Regions from separate parts of the Homo sapiens genome. Here region 2 is linked to region 1. Evidence: chromatin loops called from intact Hi-C (ENCODE). Cell type or tissue: ovary. All regions are shown on one strand. Links, peaks and the distances in the headings refer to the core of each region. The heading gives the core; the rest is flanking DNA. Region 1 overlaps LOC105371735 (a long non-coding RNA gene). Region 2 holds the start of LOC107985036 (a long non-coding RNA gene).

Region 1 (10,742 bases), core at 3,662-8,661:
CAGGTGAGGCACTGCTCTCTCTCCTGTCCCAAAGCACAAGGAAACCCCAAACCAAGCAGGAGACCACCGGCGCACCACTTCTCCAGAGGACCAGACAGAGTGAGCTGAAAACCAAGTACTCACTGTGGTGAAGTCTTGGTGGCCGCACTCCTGCCCTTTGAACTTGCAGTAGAGCATCATATCCTTCAGGTCATGGCCCACACGGTGCAGGAACTCCAGCATGCTGAACTGCTTGGGTTTGTAGTGCTTGAAGTTGGCCTTCTGCCGCAGGGCCTCCAGCACGGAGGGGTCAGCCAGATGGGGGTCCGGGATCTGCAGGTTGACATCCAGCAGGGCCAGCAGCTCCCCAGCATGGTACAGGTCATTGGTGGTGAGCCTGGAGAACCGGAAGCCATTCAGGTTACAGAGGGTCACAGCTGGGAAGACCAGGCTTTGAGCCACCACTTCGTCCACCTTAGTGACATGCTGGTAGGAGAAGTAGTAGGACACCCTCTCAGAGCTCTCCACCAGCAGCAGGCCCAGAGAGCCCACGAAGGCCACTGCCCACAGCACACGCCGGATGGTCAGCGGCCCATACACGAAGATGTGGCGGATGCCATGGAGGGTGGAGGTGTTGGCAAAGATCTGGATGCTAGAAGGTTGCAGGCTGCCCTCACTGGGGCTTTCCTTGAGGTCCATCGGGACCCCGTGCAGTTCCGCAACTGGCTTCAGGTTGATCGAATTTCAGAGAAGAGCTCCCAGTCCTCGGGCTCTGCTTAAACCTTGACGTTCAGGGGAGAGAACGCAAGGCAAGCATCGCGCCAGATGCTGTGAGTTTATCCTGAGAGCCCAGCCGCACGCTGACAGGGGTGAGTGTTTATATAAAACCCATTCAAACTCTAGCTCTTGATTTTTTCCAGGCGATAAGGAGGGCTGGTTTTATTTAGGGAGACACCAAGGTGATGTGGAAGAGATGTGGGTGGGAAGGGAGAGCTTAGCCAATGGAAATAAAGTCCTCCCCCCTACACACGCCACTAGAGACAAGATTAAAAGCGAGAGCGAGAGAGAAAATGCTTAAAACAAGTCGCTGAGCAGCTCGGAGCCTGTTAACCAGCGCATAATGCCCCATGTTAACCATCCTGGGGGATGTCAGGGCGGCCACGCTGATGCACTGCGGTCGGGCGCAGCGGCACAGCCTTCAGAGCCGCCGCCGCTCGGTTCCTTTTCCCATGATGTTTTGGACTCCGAATGCCGTTTCTCGCCGCCGGCCTCCGTCCCTCCTCTCCTCCTCCTCCAGGCCCCCTTTTGTGGGCAGAATTCCAAATGCCAGCGGCCGCTGCTAGCACCGGGGAGAGGAGGCAGCGCGCGGCGCGGAGAGGCGAGGACCGGTATCTGGAGACTGGGGACGGAAGCGGGGAGCTCAGACCGGGATCCATTCTCTCCTCGCCTCCTGGGAAAAAAGGGACAACCCCCAGGTCACAAAGCCTGCCTGCTTCCCCCGCCCCAGCTCCCTGTCCCTGCTAGGCTGCCTTGGGGGGAAGGGCAGGGCGGGGGAGAAGGGCTGGTGGGGGCTGGGGACTTTCTCCAAGTTTTCTTTTTAGCCTTTTTTGAAGGTAGCTAGTGGGGGCTTCTTCGAGGGTTGACATGACACCCCGCCCCCCAGGTGGCAGGAAGACAGTGCTAAACTCCTAGGAGCCAGGTGTGAGGTTGGAGGCGGCATTCCTTTGCATCAATGTCAGGGATCCCAGGTTAGACCCAGCCTGGGATCTCCAGAGGGGAGAATGCTAAAAATGCAGAAGGAAGGGGGCGATCCAAACCCACAGTGCCTCTGATGCAGACAGCGAGGGGGCATTCTAGGAGAGCAGCCAGGAGCCCCTCCTGAGACAGAAAAGCCAAGTTGCCCCTGGAGCCTCAGAGAAGGAGCAACAAGTAGTCGCCTCCCCCACCGCCACATAGCTGTCGGGAGAGTCTGTATTTGAAAGAGAAAGGCAACTGGGACTCCAGGTGGGACTGGCTGCATACCATTCCATTTGGGCAGTGTGTGTGTGTGTGTGTGTGTGTGTGTGTGTGTGTGTGTGTGTGTGTATTCTGATCCTGGATTTGTCAGATGGAAGTACATTTGGGCAGTGTGTGTGTGTGTGTGTGTGTGTGTGTGTGTGTGTATTCTGATCCTGGATTTGTCAGATGGAAGTACAGCCGGAACTATAGGTGGGAGCAAAGAATTAGCCTTTCCGCTGCCTACCTCTTTTTTCCTGAAACTCCACTGGCAGTCAGCTCCTGCTAGCAGGTGAGTGTGGCTCGCCCTATTGGCCCATGCCAGAGCTCAAATGGCTAGAACCTACTGAATCAATGGTGCTAAATTCCCATCAGAAGGAAGGGAACAGAAAGTCTGAGTGGCCATCCCAAGCCACACTGCCAAGCTGGGGCAGAGCCACATGGAGTCACCTTGATGAGCCAAGCTCTCATCTTCAGGGCTTTCCAGGCTTAAATCATACTCCTTGGACAATGTTGGAAAAGAAGGCAGCTGAGGGCACGTCCCTCTAGGTTTAGCTCTACTCTGAAATATGTTTTCATTCCATCTGGACCCCTGCTAAACTAGGTCCACTGACAAAAACATCCAGGTGCACTCTGAAGCAACCTGTAGCATTAAATCAGTGGTTTATTGATCCTGGGAGCTCAGAGAACAGAAGCATCACAAGCAAGCACAATGGCAAAGATTGATAAACTTCACATATTCGTTAACCAAGAGGTCCTGGACTCCTAGGATAGGACACAGGTTTTTAAAGCAGGAGGACCAAAATTAACAAAGGTCTACCATGTGTCAGGACCTGTGTGAGGGTGTCATATCATCTTACTTATCCCTCTTAACTATCTTGACAGGTACATGTTCTTGTTATTATCCCTATTGTACAGGTGAGGAAGCTGGGGCTCACAAAAGTAAAGTGCTGTGTCCAAGTTACAGTTAGTGGTGTCAGAGGTGGGACTTGAACTCAGGCATATTTGTCTCCAAAATGCAAGTTGTTAAAGCAGATCCGGAACACTTCTTCCCAAATTTAGGAAAGGAGCAGTCCTTTCTATGCTTTGTCCCTGATTACACACACACACACACACACACACACACACACATCAGTTCCTCACTTGTATTAAACATCTCTATGCCTTTTTTTCTACCACACCACATCTCTGTTGTCCTTTTTTTTTTTCCCCAGCTCCAGGCCCTCTCCTACAGGAAGACTTCCTGGATTAATCTGCTAATCTTCAGCTCATCCACCTGTTTAATAGGTATGTTGGCCTCTAACTCTATACCAGGCACTGTATGGTTTTGGGGAAACAAAAGTAAATGAGATACATGTCCTGCCTTTGATAACTCAAGGATCAGCGGGGGAGGAGGCAGAGAGATAGGTACACACACAAGTCCCTGCTCCATGGTGTGGATAGCGAGAGAAGCAACATGGCTCATGGGTTCCTGGGATTAGCACTGCCCAGCTGGAAATCATGCTGCTCCATATCTGTTCATGTTCCTTCCACCTCCAGCCCTCTCCCAGGCTGTGTTCCGCCCTCCTCCCCAGCAGCCCAGATCTGTTTTCCCCATGAAGCCTCTTCTTTTCACAGGATCATATTTTCTCTCAGTTCGTGTCCCAGACATGTTTTCTCATGTGTGCCGAGATGGGTCTCAGAGTTGCTCTAATTGCTCCTTTCCCATTTAGACTCTTTGACTGCTTACCTCTACCCTTCGCCATTTGTTTGTTTTGAGGATTACAAACATAACGTGATGCTCTGTGACCTTGGGGGAAGTGACTAAACTTCTCTGAACTTCAGTTTCCCCACCTCCAAAATGATGGAGCTTAGAATGCCTGCCTCACAGAACTTTTGTGCAAATGAAACGAGATATAGATTATAAAGTGTCTGGTACAATTTAGACACTTAGCAATTGACACTTTCTCTTGATGACTACGAAGAGAACATTCGTTTTTGATGTTGGCACTCTCTTACAGGTGATTGGAGAACCATTTATAGCTCTAGAAGACATCATTTGCCCAGAGCAGTGTTTACCTGTTAGTGTCACCATCCCTTCCTGTAGGCCAGTGTCAAACACACTCCTCACACTACTCTGCTTCCTGTCCATGGCCTTAAGGTCTTCTCAAGGTCTTCTGAAGCAGCTCTTGACTAAAGCTTTCCAAGAGGGTGAGGCGATTTAGGGTGGGAAGGGGGGACTAGAAGAGAATAGCTCTAATGGTGCATTTCACAGCCGGGCACTTGGCTCTGTGCTTGACATTTGGCGGACATTATCAGTAACTCTGAGAGGAGGGTATTGCCAAGCCCATTTTACAGATGAGAAAGCTGAGTACAGAGAAAAAAGCTAACTTGCCCAGGGTCCCTCAGCTGAAAAGTGGCAGAGGGCTTAAATGTCAAACCCAAGTGTGTCTGAGTCTGAAGGGTGTGGTCCACAAACTCAATAGAAATGCTTCAACGAGACCTCAATAGCACAGACCATGATGGCAACAGTCTTGAACAGGAACTGAATTATAGAATATTCTTTAAGAAATACTGCTATAACATTTTCTATCACATGTAGCAATTCAACTTGATGGCTAATAAAACGTTTCCACATATCTTCTTAAAAACACTCTTTAATTGATAATACTCACTCGCAGTTAGCAGTATGGTTTACATAAAGGCATCAGATATTCTATCATTCTTAAAAATGCTTTTGTGTTATTCAGTTGGTTAAGCATTCCCCTCTTCAATCAGGTTTACAATACCTATTTGCTTGGCACTAGTGGTAACAGAGATTGGTTTTAGAGTGGGTCAATTTGGCCCAGATTTGTAAGCATTGACCTAATTGTGTATAATTATGGTCTTTTTGGTGAAGTGTATGACAAGACATTAAAGAACTTTTCAGACAAACTCATTTGCAAATCAGGCAGTTTAACCCCCTATTAGACCACATGCCCATATTTCTGCTGTGGCAAATTTATTCACTTATGAATGAAGTCAGGAATTAATTAACTTTCTATGACCCTGAAATTGCTACTCTGAGACGCAAGGAGGGGGACCCTCTTCTAACCCTGGGGAACCTAAGGCCAGTCCTGAGCCTGGTTTCTGGGGAGGGTTAGAAGCTCAGGGTGCAGCCTCCTGCCTCTGCAAAGAGTAACAGGCAGGAGAGTTAAGGAAACTGAGATCTACAATCAGCTCAGCTCGAATGCTAATTTGCTACTTAACATGTGCTAGGTACATGCCATGGCCACCACCTGCTCATTAAAGGGGAAAAATCATTCTTTGCTAATAAACAGATGACATTATAATTTGAAACTCGGTGATCTCAAAATACAACTTTTCCCTCTGATTTGTCATTCCCATAAAGAAGGGTTAAAGATCAACTATTGTAAAACCAAAGCATCTCTTTGCTGTTGGTTGGTTTATAAATAAACGCCTCATACAACACGTATTCCCATTTAGTCAGCTGGTGAACACTTAGCAAGTAATTTGTCATGACAGGTATACCAGGGAAGGATGTGAAGCAAAGCCAGACGTTTAATGGGTAGTTTACTGAGATTTTGTCTATAGCTGGTTTTCTTTTTTCTTTCCAGGCAAAACCTACAGAACTAGTCCACACTGAGTGGACCTCTGGGGCTCCCAGCTGCCGATTGACCTGAACCCCAGAGTGAACTCGTGTTGCTTTGTGGCTTCAGGAAACCTTGGAACATCTCTGTGCTGTTTTTTCATTTGTGCTCAATCATTCCTGAGGCCTCCTCCTCCTGCTGCAATTTGACAAGACTTGACCAAATCATTAACTCCCAGTTAATGGGATAAAATGAGTTTGAATCTGGGATTCTGGTCATTAACCCCATGTCACCATCTGCTCCAGCAGTTTGATGGCAGGGCTAGGTGAATTCTAATCACCCAACACTTGTTAAACTGCTGATTCCTGCTTCCCCACCTCTGCTGACTCAGCATCTCTGGGGTGGGGCCTGCAAAGGCTCTCTTCCTTGACGGGGTTATTGAGGGCAGCTCTAGGAACCCACCCAGGACCAGACCTGATGAGGAGTTCCTCCTATGCATCAGGTATGCTGGGTCGGTTTGCGGAGTTTCATAACTTGCATTTTCCTCTGCCTGGAGAGTTCCTTGCAGCTGGCTTCTTCTGTGTCACGGCCCCACAGAGATCTTGGCTGGTCTCCCTATCTCCACCCTCCACCATGCTCACTATTCCATTACAAGTTTCCTTTTCTACCCAGTACTAATCATTTTCTGCAATTCATCTCATTTCCTTGTGAACTATCTGTTGGTCCTACCAGAATGTAAGTCTCCACCTGGGGGCAGAGACCCTGCCTGGCTTGTTAGAAGCCATATCCCCAGGATTGAAGCATATGAGAGATGCTCAGAAATACAAGAATTCATGAACAAATGAACACGAGTGAATTCATTCAGCTCTGATGCTGAGGCTCCCTCTCTGAGATGAAAGAATGGGGAACCTTCTTCTAATCCTGGGGAACCTGGGGCCTGCCCTGAGCCTGATTCCTGAGGCAGGTGAGAGGCACCTCCTACCTCTCAACCCTGTCTATTGTTACCCCCAGCACCCAGGGAAGACCTCACTGGAGCCTGAGTCAGTGCAGGGGGCCAAGAGGAATCTGTGCACCCAGAGAATCTTGGCTGAGTTACCTGATTTTAAAACTCCTGACTTAAGGTGCTATTGACCAAGTACTCCTTAGCTCCATCGCCTACAAAACCACAGGTGCAGGTGAAAGTTGAGTTTAGGTATGAACTGAATACTGTTTAGCTACCCTATTTAAAAAATTGTTTTCATTTGTTTGTTTGTTGAGACAGGGTCTCACACTGTCACTCAGGCTGGAGTGCAGTGACATGGTCATAGCTCACTGTGGTCTTGAACTTCTGGACTCAAGCTCTCCTCCTGCCTCAGCCTCCTGAGTAGCTGAGACTACAAGGTGCCACCACATCCAGCTAATTTTTAAAACCTTTTTTGTAGAAATGGGGGCTCTCCCTATGTTGCCCAGGTTTGTCTCGAGCTCCTGGCCTCAAGGGATCCTCCTGCCTCAGCCTCCCAAAGCAGTGGCCACAGGCATGGGCACTGCACCCGGCCAAAAGAAATATTCTGTCTTCGCTTCCAACTTGAAATGGACTGCTTACCTTGGCACTTCCCATGCCGGCTTCTCTCCACTTTCCAATCTAACAGGATAATGATGTCATACAGAAATAACTTACAGTAGGTATTTAGTAAATGCTGGTGTGCAATATGGAATAAAATTCACAAGAGGAATTCCAAACTGTTCCTTATCCTCAAATCATTTTTTAATAGCCAAAAAATTAGTCTGAAATTTGAGTCCTCGCCCTTCAGTGTAAAATCAGTAGCTTTTAATTTTCCCTTATTTTGTTTGCTTTAAAGAGGCACACCTACCTATAGTCCCTTAGTCATGTAAGGGCTGACCCCTCCCACTGGTCTAAAGCGGGGCTTCTGGACCATGCCTGACCACAGCCATCTGATCCTGAGGAGCCTTTAACCCAGTACTTCTGTTTAAAGAAACAAAAGTCCTCTCCTAAATAAACAAAGCAGGCCTGACTCAAATCTCTCCGATGGGTAAAGGAAAGTACCCAGGAGCAGGAGGCTTGGATTTCTGATTTTATTTCGTGTCATTTCCCTTCCTCAAAGGTGTGAAACTCCACCCCACGCCACTCCTTTCCTATTCATCCTCTACTGGATGTTTTTTCCTCTAAATAATTTTTATTTTCTATTTTTGTCTGTATGTGTTCTCCTCTTTTAGTCTACTTCTGTCCCTCTTTCCCCTGCGAAGGAAAAATAGAAGAAAGAAGCCATCTCTGTTTGCTTTCTCCCTGTCACTCAATCTCTGGAGCCAACTGCTTCACAAATAAAGAGAAGTGCACAGAGAGTCCCTGAAGCCCACCATCAACAGACAGGCTTTCAACAAAACTGTATCAGCACCGCCTTGGCCATAGCTACACTCTACAGAAAATGGGAGAGAGGAACAGCGCTAGAGAAGTTTGTCCTTGCCTGGTTCCCGGGTGGAACTTCCTCTCCCCCTTGTGTTCTATGCGTGTGGTTACAGCTGCCTCTGATCTTTGGTGACCAGCGGTTGGCAGTGGTGGTATTTCAGCATACCTTGATCATCGTGCTTATTACACAGCCTCCTTTACCATCAACCCTACCTACCTTCTTCTAGCCATGCCCCCCACCTCCTCCCGTCTCTATCCATCTCTTCGCTCTTTTAAAAAATACTTAAGTGTGTACAGATCACAGTGACTTCATTTGTGTGCCCATTCACATTTGATGACTTCCATAACCCCCATACAAGTAGTTGTGTATTCGTTTTAATTCACTTTATTTATTTCCTAGCTCTTTCATAAAATAAAATGAAATATAAGTAATGAAATGGGAATAAAAAAGAGAAAAATAGAATTGAGGGGGAAAAGGAGAAATGCATCTATGTTTGTGATCACGTTCATCTTTCTCCATGCATCAATATGCATACTATTATGAATTCATTGCACGTATTTTAACATGTAGGCACTACATGGGGATGTGGTGTCTACATACCACCTCTATAGTGGTAGGCACTGCAAAGGGACATACAAAAGGTAAAAAGCATAGTCTCTACTCTCATAGGACTTTTCATCTCATGGATGTGGCACTCATAATGTCTTTTATCTGTGTCCCACTTGATGTGAAACTCTTTAGTAGGCATGATCCTATTTGATTTCCATAAGCAGAAGAGGGGTCACTGTTTCCATGTTATGAGAGAGGAAACTGAGGTTCAGAGAGTGAAAGGACCCTGATGAGATAATGGAACTGGGGCTCAAATCCTGGTTTCCCGACTCAACATTTCACATTCTTTCTACTCTGTCATTATTCATTAGTCAAGTTTCTCCACAGACAACTCACTGAGCCACAACATATGAAGCAGCATGGTAATGCCACTAGACTGGTCATGATCAGAAGATGTGGCCCCAGGGAAGAGAAAGCAAGAGAGCTGGAGATAGCAGAGAAAGCACCAAGGAAGGGCTTGGCCGTGCAGCTCTAGCAGGGAGGTCCTTCCTTTCAGCCCCCAAGTGTCCCTCTGTGTCTCATCTAAAAAGCAAAAAAAGAGGAGAACTAGAGCTTATGGTTGAAGGCGTGAGAATGAGGTGTCTTTTCCCTCTATCTCTGTAATATACAAGTATAAATACTATATATACATATGTATATGTGTTCCTTTTTTCTGTGTCTGATTATGCATGCAATTTAGCAAGGATTTATTGCCTAATTTTGGTCTGGGCACTTTGCTAACGCAATGGGGGAGGATACCAAGAAATTAGGGACTCAGCCTCATTGTCCCCAGAGACTCCTGGGGGTGGGCAAGGCACGGTGTCTGTGCATACTGCTGGGGGAGCTCTGGATTAGGGGACATCAGGAGACATGACATTGAAATGTCCTACTCAGTTCTCTGTACAGATTGGATTTCCGTGGAAGAAAGAAAATCAACATGTATTGGGAGTCAACATCTCATTCAGTCCTGTGAGTTTATTCTGCCTATTTTTCAGACAAGGAGACTAAGGCTTCAAGACGGTAAGTAAATTGCCCACAGTGTCACTGCTGGTGTGGGAATGAGCTTCAGGGTCATTGAGTCATGCTGCTGCCCAGGTACCCTGTAAGGCCGTCAAGTGTTGTGGGTAAGGGTTTTGGTGCTGACGTTCAGGTGATTGTGAGTTTAAAGCCTGGGCCCACCCACACCAGCAGTGTTATTTGAAGCATGCTATTGAACGTGCCTAAACTTCCGTTTGCTCATCGGTAACATGGGAACAGTAACAGTGCCTACCTCATAAGACTGATGGGAGGATGTGATCAGCTAAAGTGTGTAAAGTACCAATAAGTATCTAATAAAGTTCAGTAACTATGTCACTATTAATACCACTGTTATAATCACTACTTTTGTCTAAAGGAGACCCAGGTGACATGAAGCTATTATGCCCTGTGGACTTGAGATCTTGAATTAGGGTTTGATTGTGAGACTACCAGACAAGCAGTGGGATTTAAATATTCATGGACCAGGGTCCATCTAGGTCTGATGGGACAAGGAAGGGACCCTCACAGTTGATTACCCTGAGATGGGAGAGGAAACTCTGCTAGAGGCATTTACACCTTACTAAGCATTTCTGGTGTATCAAGCTCTCTGCTAGCTTGTGAGGATGTAATGTTCATTAAGACATGTTCCCATAGGCTCTGGTCCAGCTTCTACCAGTTTTTAGCTGGACCACTGGTTTCTCCTAAGACAAACATAGGAGCCAGATGACTTCTGTAGTGCCTTGTAGACCTAGTCCAGTCCTTGGTGGTTCTGTGAACACTCACCTTGGCTCTGTCCCATAGAAGTACCAGGAGTCTTCCCAGGGGAGAGATTAAGAAACTCTTGCTCCTTCATCCTCTGTGATGGTTTGGAGCCTGAACAGCCTCCAGCCTAGGCCAAGTGTTCTTGGAGGATTCGCTTCTTTATCCCAGTCCCTCATCAGTGCCTCCTATAAGAGCCCCACCTGCTTTACTGAGCAATTGACTCCTACATCCATATATCTCTACCACTCCTCAAACCAAACTGCCAACCACCTCTAAGGCAGCTATTGATTTCACTGACCATAATGGAGTGTGTTCTCCATTATGCTGTTTAGTCACAGCACTAAACATCAGAAGGGATTCAAAGAGGAATCAGGCTAATGCCTTTCATCCAAGGAGCTGACAGATGGATGAGCCAGACTGGCATGCA
Region 2 (10,742 bases), core at 2,192-7,191, 50 kb before region 1:
TATGATAGGCAAACCTACTAAAAGGAGTTTATCAATTATTTTCAATTCTCCCCCACCACAAGTCCAATCTGACCAAAACTAAAGGTAGTCACAAGTTGTGTTCATAAGGTACTCAAAATAGTTTGTTCTTTATTCCCTTCCAGCTAGTTATGGTATTAATTTGAAATATAATTAGGTTCATTTGTCAGTTTGCTTTCAGTTTTAGGGTTCTCTCCTTTACATTTTTCGGCTTTAATTTAATTTGGGGGTTATACTGACATTTTATTATTAGCATGCATCCGAAAGTCAAATATTTGAAAATACGTAATTAGAAAAGTGTCACTCTTTCTCATACTTTTCCATCCCACCTCGCCTCACACTTTGTAGGTATCCAATTTCACTATTTTCCAGTTTATCCTTCTTATGTTCTTTATGTAATGATAAGCAGATATGTGGCTATTTCCTTACTTACCCTTTTTCTTACACATGCTCATTTGTATCTCGCTTTTTTTTACTTATAAACATCTCTTTGAAATCATTTTGTATCAGTTCACAAGGATCTTCCTTACTTATTTTCAACAACTACATAATACTCCATTGAGTGACTGTGCCATAGTTTATTCAACAAAACTGCTCTGCTGAAACTTTCTGGAAGTTCCAATTTTTTGAAATCTCAAATATTGCCACAATAAATATCCTGTTCATGCATTTTTTTATATAGTTGTAGGTGCTCCTAGATGTGGCTCTCACAAATTGTGATATGATAAATTGTCTTTATCATTTAGATTGAAATATTTTATAATTTTTCCTTGTGATTTCTTATTTGAACTATAGTTTATAAATGTATAGTTTAATTTCAAAATATTTACTTTTATTGGTTTCAAATGTAATTATGCCACTGTCATATAACTTACCCTATTACCCTATAAGATTTCAAACTTTTGAAGTTTACTATGACTTGTTTATGATATTTACGTTATATGGTGTATCGTGGTGAACACTCCTCGTACATTTGAAAACATTTTGCAGTTATTGGGTTTAGTGTTCTATAAGTGCCAATTAGGTCCAAGCAGTTTACTGTGTCATTCATATATTTCATATCATTGTTGATTCTTTGTGTAACTGTTTTATCAATGACTAAGAAGAGTGTTAAAATCAACTCTAATAGCAGATATGTCTATTTTGATTTTAGTTCTGTTATTTTTTTCTTCGTTATATTTTGAAACTCTGTTAAGTGCATATCCATTTATAATTGTTATGTCTTCCTCACTTATTGACCCTTATATGTTAAAATATGCTATTTTTCTTATCCATAATACTCTTTATCTTGAAATTTATTTTGTCTAATGTTATTTTACCCCCTATATCTTGGTTATGGTTAGTGGTGTTTGCATGGAATATCTTATCTTTTTACTTTCAACATATTTTGTCTATTTTCTTTTTTTATTTGTTGATTTATTTTATTTTATTTTATTTTTATTTTATTTTATTATTATTATACTTTAAGTTTTAGGGTATTTTGTCTATTTTCAACCTATGTGTTAACCTATTAAAGTGGATTTCTTGTGAGCAACATGTAGTTAGTTGCGTCTTTTCTTATCTTTTCTGGCAACTTCTGTAACTTATTATTTTGTTTTCTGTTTAACTCTTTGTTTTTTGAGGATTATGCATGTAGACGATACGTATAGCTCTAGTTCATTTATTGTCATTGCTCTGTAAAATACTATGGCAGGAATATACCAAAATCTAGTTTTCCATTCTGCTTCTGGGCTGCCACTTGGGTTGTTTATGATTTTTCATATGTACAAACAATGCCAAAAGTATACAGTCCTGTGCATGTCTTCTACGTACATGTATGTTCCAAGACAAAGGTAAGTGTACAATTCCTAGATCTTAGAATATGAGAATCATCTGTCTTTACCATATAAGCATTCACTGATATGGGTAAAAAAAAAATGCAGTTTTGCCAGTTTATACTTTCATCAAGCGTAAATGAGAATTTCTCTTGATCGATATCCTTTCCAACACTTGGTAACGTTACACACACCCAAACACATGCCCACCACATGTGCTATCTGACAGCTTTTAAACGGAGTCTCACTGTTATATAAACCTGCATCTTTTCATGTGTATATTGGCCATTAAGCCTTCCTCATTGAGGACTTGCTCATTCATATACTCTACTCTCATTTTTTAAGCTGAAAAATAAAAATTTGGAGGCATGATTTTCCCAAGATCACACAGCAGTCATGGATTAGACATGAGTCCAGGTATTGTAACACTGAAAATAAGTTTTTCTCTCTCTTTATCTATCTATCGTGATACTGTATAGATTTTATGACTAGGTATATGCGTGTGTGTGTGTGTTTGTGTGTGTGTGAGAGAGAAAGAGAGAGAGAGAGATGAGATGAGATGAGATGAGATAGTATGGGATAGTATTTCTAAAATTCGTATTTTGGCTTGAGGTTTTCAGATCCAGTTCTAATAAATAGAACATCCAAGACAAATCACCTCTGATGTACCCCTTCCCTCCAATCTTTTTCCCAAGTAAAATAAAAATAAAGTGAAAGAAAATCAAGAACAACCTTAAGGAGATGCTCTGAGAAGAGAGTCCCCAGTCTTGCCTATCTTATAGGGTGGGCTTATGGGCTGAACAAACAAACGTGGGCATCAAGTCAGCCCCAGCAACCACTTTTTTCTCTCTTTCTGGAATACTTTCTAAGGTATTGCCCAGATTAGGATAGGGAGCCAGGGCGCTGGCCTAATTCCTAACCAGGAACAACTCTGGGAAGGCTGCCTTCTGTGACTGCCCTAGGAAACCTAGCTCTTCCTCGCCCTCTCTCTGCCCCTGGCTCTCCCAGCCTCTCTGCTGCCGCTGCCTCAGGATTGATCATTAGCCTGGGATTAGCAGCTGTGCCAGCAGCAGGCGGGACAAAGCCCTGCTGCCCTGGGCTGTAGCTGCAGAGGGCTGGCTGGGGAGGGAGGGCTCAGCTGCCCAAGTGCCAGGCATATGTCAAATCCAATTTGGGAGAGGATCTTGTTAAGCCTTCGTATTAGATGACATCCTCCTTAAAAAAAATCATCGGTTAGGAAGGCTTTGCAATGTCTACCAAGCACCCATGCTGAGGTCAGATAGTGTTTCCTGTCAAGAATAGATTCTTTATATCCCATCGGTCCCTGGGTTCAAGGGGATTTGATTAGTCAGATATGGCTTACCTATAAGCCTTGCTGGCCCTAATCAGTCTCTGCCTTTCAAAAGCTTTGTGACTCATTTTTTGTGATCATATCGTCCAGCATCTTCACTAGTAAAGGGCACAGGGCTCTTTTCATTCCCGTCCTGTTACCCTTTCAAAATTATAGGCACAAGCCAGACACGGTGGCTCATGCCTGTAATCCCAGCACCTTGGGAGGACGAGGCTGGTGGATCACTTGAGGTCAGGAGTTCGAAACCAGCCTGGCCAACATAGTGAAACTCTGTCTCTACTAAAAATACAAAAAAGTTAGCTGGGCATGGCGGCAGGCACCTGTAATCCCAGCTACTCAGGAGGCTGAGGCAGGAGAATCACTCGAACCCAGGAGGCAGAAGTTGCAGTGAGCGGAGATCATGCCATTGCACTCCAGCCTGGGCAACATAGCGAGACTCCATCTCAAAAAAACATATATATACACACATATATATAATAGTATATATTATATACAACATATTATATAATTATATAATATAATGTATATATATTATATTATATTATGTTATATTATATATACAGGCACCAAAAATGATAAAACAGATTCTGGGTCTGTGGCAAAACAGTACTTTTATACATGGCTTGTGACAGCATAAATTGTCCTAACCCTTTTGAAAAGATATGTTACAGTAGGTGTCAAAATTCAAAAGTATATGCACTCTGACATTCTACTTACGGAGTTTTCCCATTAGGATAGTGTAACTAAAATTTATTGCCTATCTATTCTGAGCTAGGCACGTTATTCTGCTGCTAATTCTGCAAGTCAAGCCTTTGACACTTATTGTTTTTGATGAGGAAATTAGAACAATGGCTAAGTGACTTACCTGATATGGCACCATTATTATAAGGGAGAATCTGCATTCAAATGCAGTCTGATTCCAATCCCGTTTCTTCTCCTACAAAACACTGCTTTGGGAGAAGGATTTCTATGTATGAACATCTTCACTGCGGCATTATTTATGATAGCAAAAGCTGAGAAAAACAAGTGGCTCATAATAGAAGAATGTTCTAGTAAATTATGAGAATTTAACCCAATGGATTATTTTTCCATCTTATAAATTTTAGTGATTATTTAGTGATTTTGGGAAAAGCATATCATATATATTAAGTCAAGATAATAGAATACAAAATTATTTCTATATAATGATTATAACTATATTAAAATGCATAGCCATATGGAAAAAATTCTCATGGGAACTTGGAATATAAAAGACTTTTTTTTAAGGTATTAGTAACTAAAAGTGATTTCCCAAAATAGTCATTGTTACAAAGTTGTATTTGAAGAAAGACACTAGTCTTAGTGGAAAGAATAATATATTCAGAATAGAAGAGACCAAAATCTGAATGCTATCTCTTCCACAGTCTAAATTTATGAAACTGAGCAACTTCCCTATAATCTCTGAGCCTCAGTCTTTTTCATTTGTAAAACAGTGATAATATTTACCTCATAGGATCACAGTGCAAGTTAAATACATTAGAGTACCAACAAATACTGAACTCATCATAATAAATTCAATAACAAAAAAAGACATCCCTGATAAATGTATTAGCTAACAAACTAAATACAAATGATGATCCTTCTCAAGCTTCCACCACCTCCAAAGTTTTCTGCAGATTTTCAGACGCAAGACAGGCCAAAAAAAAAAAAAAAAGGAAAACTTCAGCCCACACACATAAGCATGTGTATCACAGGGCAGCCAAGGGAGATGGCTAAGTACAAGAAACTCACTCTTTGACCACATAATTCTTAGCTGAAACCAGCCACAGATCAAATGCTTCACCAACACGGAATGCCTTATGTATTAATCCCTAGGCTCTGCAGTGAAGCCAGCATGTGAAACCAACCCTTCCCTGGTCCTCTGGGCATTTACAAGATAAGGCCTTGTTACAGGCTGGGTAGTGATGCTCCCTGAAGCCTCTTAGGATGAACGTTCTCACTCCATAAGACATTGTAAGCTCGTGTCTGTGGGATGTTGTGGGATGATTTCTCTAGCTTCAATATTGCTAAGAGTACAGGACACACTCAATAGGATGAGACCTATTAATGTTACTTCATGGTCTTATGGCTGAGCAGCTGTACTCTCTAGGCTTGGGTTGCGTCAATCATGTCCCTATTTCCCAAATCAAGAGTAGGGTCAAGTAGATTGGGGAGTGAGAAAGAGTGGAAGGCATCAGACATGAAACACATTCATCAGGGGCTAAGCAAGCACTGATGGGTTTCAAGTAACCAACAGTATTTTGATCACAGTATCTTCACTGTGGAATCTTCATCTGGGCTCTGTGCAACAAACCCCAAGTGACCAGTGAATGATGACCCTTTGGCTGGAGTGAGTAGACTGCAACCCCAAGGAGAGGAGCTCTTTGCTTCCAGACATTGCCCGAAGAGAGGGGCGAAGGAAGCTGGAGGAGTGGGGTGGAGAGAGAATATTATTGAGATTACTAAGTGTCAAGTATGTGTCAAGAATAAAATGAGTCATGCCTGTAATCCTAGAACTTTGGGAGGTGAAAGCAGGAGGATTGCTTGAGCTCAAGGGTTTGAGATCAGGCTGGGCAACATAGCAAGACCTTGTCTCTACTAGAAATCAAAAAGTTAGTTGGGCATGGTGGTGCACACCTGTAGTCCCAGTTTCTTAGGAGGCTGAGGTGGGAGGACAACTTGAGCCCAGGAAATCATGGTTGCAGTGAGCTATGATTGCACTACTGCACTACAGCCTATGGCAACAGAACAAAACTCTGTCTTAAGGAAAAAAAAAAAAGGAAGAAGATGAAAATTAAGCCAGGCGTGGTGACTCATGCCTATAATCTCAACACTTTAGGCGGCCAAGGCAGGAGGATCGCTTGAGCTCAGGAGTTCAAGCACAGCTTGAACAACAAAGTGAGACCTTGTCTGTACAAAAAAAAAAAATTGCCGGGTGCAGTGGTGTGCACCTACAGTCGCAGTTACTTGGGAGACTGAGGCAGGAGAATCACTTGAGCCCAGGAGTTTGAGGCTGCAGTGAGCTATGATTGGGCCACTGCCCTTCAGCCTAGGCAACAGAGACCATTTCTCTGAAAAAATAAAAATACAAAAAGAATAAAATGAGCTTGCTGATTTAGTACTCACTTCCTGCTAGGAAGATACAGTTATCCTCATCATTTAAAAGATGAAGAGCTTGAGGCACCAGATCTGCATTTAGTCATCCATCGTCTATTTGTTGAGCACTTACTATAGTCTAGAAACTGCCTCAGAGGAGACAGGAAGGATCATCACAAGGTGGAATTTCTCATTTGGTGCAAAGCTAGTTCATGAGGTTCCTCAGAACACACTATTCCCTGAAGCAGATGCTCTTAGATCAAGAAGAAATTGGCAGTGCAGTTGTCCAAGCTGGCTGATCCTTCCTGCCTGCACCTAGTTGAATGAAACAAACCTGAACAGGATTAGGAAAAGTGCTTTAAATGGTTGCACTTTAAGCCATCCCTTAGCACAACTCTTGGCTCATAGCAAAGGGAGGCACAGCTGGCATTCATCAACTGGGAGGACAGCATGTTCTGTCCCACACTCTAAAACCAAGCAGGTGGCTCTGGGAAGGTCTGTGAGGGTGAGAGAGAGAGACTTCTGCATGGGGCTAGCCCTTTTCCCATCAAGTAGGAAGAACATGAGATTTGGAGCAAGGACAAGGAAAAAATAATACCCAATTGAACCTGACTCTGCCACTCACTTGCTGTGTGTTTTTGGCAACATTCCTAACTTCTTAGATCCACATCTGCAGAAAGGATTTTTTGGGGGGCTAAAAGCAAGTCAGGGATGTACTACAATTTGCCCAATACCTGGTACCTAGCATCATTCTTTTTCCCAGAATAATGTTTCTGTGTTGAAAACAGTGAGGGTTAAGTGTTATCCTGAGAAGTGGGGAGCAGGTTCAGCCTATGATGCAAAGGGTGGAGGCACAGACACAGCCAGCATTATTCCCCAGAGCTCATGGAGCAATCGCCTGGAGCCACCAAAAGCTGTGGGTAAGAGGAGGCAGACATAAGGTCAGGAGGCAGGGCAATTAGTTAAGACAGTGAAGTCCAGCAGGTGCCAGGACAATTTGAATAATTCTGTCCAGCTCTGACTGTATAGCCCAGGGCCATGTCTAATGAGCACCCCGTGATTATTGTCTTGTAGAATCGGGTACCTAGAGATTTCAAGGAACCACTTGGAACAGAGAAACAACTTTCCCTCCGTTGCTCATTTCAGTGACCAGTAACCTTCAAGGTCAACACATTCTTTAGAGCCAACTCCATTTTGCTTTTGTTTCAGCTCTCTTCTCATCTAATTCTCTTGGGGCATGGAAAACAACTACTTGCTTAGTCACCCCATTGCACACCGACTATCCAAGTGGATAGCACAGTCATGTGCTACATTAGCCAACTAACCTGTCAACAATTAGAGCATGTAGTATCCTACATTAAGTGTTTTGGATGGTACAAAAACAAAGACATCTGTACCTATGTTTAAGGAGCTTTGGGAATCTGAATTGCAGTGCACTAGAACTCATGTTTCCCAATCATCCGTTCAGTACTAGAATCTCCTTAATGTTGCCCATGACAAGTAGTCACTCAACCCCTGCTTGAATTCTTCCTGGGACTGGAGGTTGCCTACCACCCAAAGAAACCATTTCATATAGACCTTAGTGCTGAGTATGGAGGACAGTGGATTCTCAACAGATGTTGAAGAGATGAAGGCCATTAATTGATGGCTTTAATTGTTTTTCATTCATTCACTAATCCATTTGTTAACACTCCTTCTCTTAACTTCTATTCTTGTGTGGCTTGGAGCTGCTCAAATATTTGCAAGTCTAACCAGGCCGAACATTTTCAATTCCTCCAAATATTCCTCATATGGCTTTGTTCCTAGACCCTGTCCTATCCCACTTCCCTCTTCTGGATAATGTTTCTTACAGGATGTGGCACTTAGAATTTAACAAGTTGAAAACACCATATTTCAGCTGTAACTTGACCAACACTCCCCTTATTCAGGTATATCTGCTTTTATCCAATAGCGCAAGAGTACATATAACTACATAAGTGAAAATGTGTTCCAAACACATATAACAATTTTAACAGCAGATAATGGGGAGAAGGCTGATGGGATCCACTCTATATGGGTTTTGAAGCCCCAAACTAGAGACACAAACCCAGAGAAGGGCAGGAAGAAAGGGAAAGCATATGATACCCAACATGGAACAGCATGAGATTAACACCCAAACCACTTGGTGTGAGAGAGTGTTGAGAGTATAGACAACTCTTGACAAAGTCACAGAGAAAACCGTTTGACCTTTGGTCTCCTGCAGTCCCTTTTCTGAGCACCTTTCTCCCTCTCAATTCAATGGGCAAGGTGGACTGACCAAGATTACAGTTGCATTGACCTGAGTTTGAATCCTTGTTTTACCAGTATGTATAATGTCAGAAAAATGCCTTTCTCTCTCTAGGCCTCTGTTTTTTATCTGCATAATGGGAACAATAATGTCTCCCTCCTCAGGTGGCTATTAAGGAAGGTAATAGATAGAACCTAGCACAGGGCTGGGAATTTACTTCAGTGTCAGTTTTTGCACTCTCCCATGTGAGTCTCCATCCTCATTAGAAAACCCTGCTCTGAGTAAAGGCTTTATGGCAGTGATTCACCCCTCAGTGTAGGCCAGTGAGGTGGTGTAATTCCTGCTGGAGTATGTCTGCTAAGGTGTTAAAGAAATCTTACATTCTAGTCAGGGGGTGGCAGTCAGGCTGGTGGTGGCATTTTCTTTCATTTCTTACCAATCAGCTTTCATGAAGCCTCTGAAAAAGCTTCTGCCTGCTCTCTCTCTCCCTAGACCACCTGTCTTTCTCCCTAGGGGTGAGATTTAAAAGATGCCACCCACAAGCTTGTGATTGTTGTTAGTATGTCTTACCTAAAGGGTAGCATTTCCCATGGCATGATTCTGTTAAGAATCTTGGGCCTCTTGGCAGTAATAACAATTCCTGAGACTCCAAAGAATTCCTTCTGAGACTCCGATACCTTTTGCAAGTGTGTGTGGGGGGAGGAGGGCGTATAATATGTGTGTGTGTGGGTGGGTGGGTGTGTACCAAGTGTATGCAATGTGAACCAGCCATTGGTTCAATGTGTGCACGGAAATAAGTATGTGTAGTGTGTAGCATGTAGTATGTGTGTGGTGCATGCATATGATGTGTTCTGGCAGAGAATATGCACCTGGAAATATGTATCGTGGGTTTGTGTATATGGAAAGTGTGCACACACACAGGTTACTGTCAGACTCCACTGTTTTCCCCAGATTCATCCCTTCAATTCATCAATCTGTCAGGATTTTTCATTCATTTAACCAACAGTCTTTATATAACATCTATATGGGCTACACAGTATACTAGGGAAGAGGAGAGAAAGATGAATAAGGTCTTATCTCTGGTGGAAAAAAGATATATAAACAGACAAATTATAGAACAGCCCAGTTTGTGTGACCCACATGTATAAGTGAGTACAGCCAGAGCACAGGGAGGGCAGTGAGCCATTCAGAGAACTCACAGAGGAAACGGCATATGGTTGGGGTTTTGACAGATGAACAGGAGTTTCCCCAATGTTGAAATGGAAGAACAACATTTGAAGCAGAGAGAATAGCCTGTGAAAGACTGAGAGTCATGGATAGGCACCTCATTTTGAGGGAAACTTTAGTACCTGAAGCATGGGTCTCGTGGGATGTGGTACCAGGAGAGGTAACCTAGGGAACCTGGGGTCCAGACTGGGAAGGGCTTTAGTTAAAGAGACGTGACTGCAATCATCCCAACAGAAGATGCTGAAGTCCTGGGCTCAGACCATAGCTGTGGGGGTGGAGAGGAGAAAGGCTGGATTCAAGATATGTTTCTTAGATACAATTGGCAGGACTGGTGATGGATTATTTGGGGGTGGGGCCTTAACAAGGAGGGAAGAGTTGAGGATGACTCTGAGGTTTCTGGTTTGGAAGATCCACTAGATAATGTCATCATTAACCAAGATTGAGAAAAGAGGAGGAGGAACAGATTCCAGGGGAGATTAGATAAATAACAGCAAGGAGCAAATCTCCCCATCAGCTTCAAGGACATTACACTATCCAGTCCTCAGAATGAAAATCAGCTCCGCAGTGCCTTTGAATGCCATTCTCTAGTGCAACTTCTTAGCCAGGACCTTGGAGAATTCCTGTAAGGCTTCAAGGCTCTTCTTCTGGTGTCAGGCTGGGGGGTCTCCTGGCTCATTTTCATGTGTCATGGTAGTTAAGCATAGTGATTAAGAGCTTAACCTCTGGATCAGGCAGCCATGGGTTTAAATCTTCCACTGTCACTAATGGATTGTATAATCTTAGAAAGTTTACTTAATTTTTCTAAGCCTCAGTTTTCTTATCTATAAAGTGAGTATACTAATAGTATACACCTCACAGAGCTACCAGTGGAATCAATGAGTTAATGTATGTAAGAGGCTCAGGATGGCATCTCACACATAATAATAATTCATGAAAGAGAAGTGCTATTGTT

The links. A loop is a pair of places that touch in the nucleus more often than their neighbours do. Peaks named below come from ENCODE experiments on the same cell type or tissue, not always from the same donor. Only the 100,000 strongest peaks of a DNase experiment are listed, where the experiment ranks them.
Region 2: it touches region 1 in a loop (2.4-fold over the local background); 2 of 110 quality-filtered maps call a loop at or near these places.

The regions. Positions count from the first base shown.
Region 1 is chr17:34,155,855-34,166,596 of GRCh38, forward strand. It overlaps LOC105371735 (a long non-coding RNA gene), which reads left to right. Exons shown (of 4, transcript NR_188344.1): 1 at 1-848; 2 at 3,189-3,261; 3 at 5,571-6,045; 4 at 7,758-9,896. It also overlaps a transcript of ASIC2 not described here. Among named protein-coding and RNA genes, the nearest start is that of LINC01989, 22 kb to the right of the region's middle. RefSeq lists a silencer at 773-931 and an enhancer at 1,231-1,785. In ovary, for the core only: no CTCF peak of the experiment used is centred there; no DNase peak of the experiment used is centred there.
Region 2 is chr17:34,107,598-34,118,339 of GRCh38, forward strand. It overlaps LOC107985036 (a long non-coding RNA gene), which reads right to left and starts at 4,209. Exons shown (of 7, transcript XR_007065718.1): 1 at 4,049-4,209. It also overlaps a transcript of ASIC2 not described here. In ovary, for the core only: no CTCF peak of the experiment used is centred there; no DNase peak of the experiment used is centred there.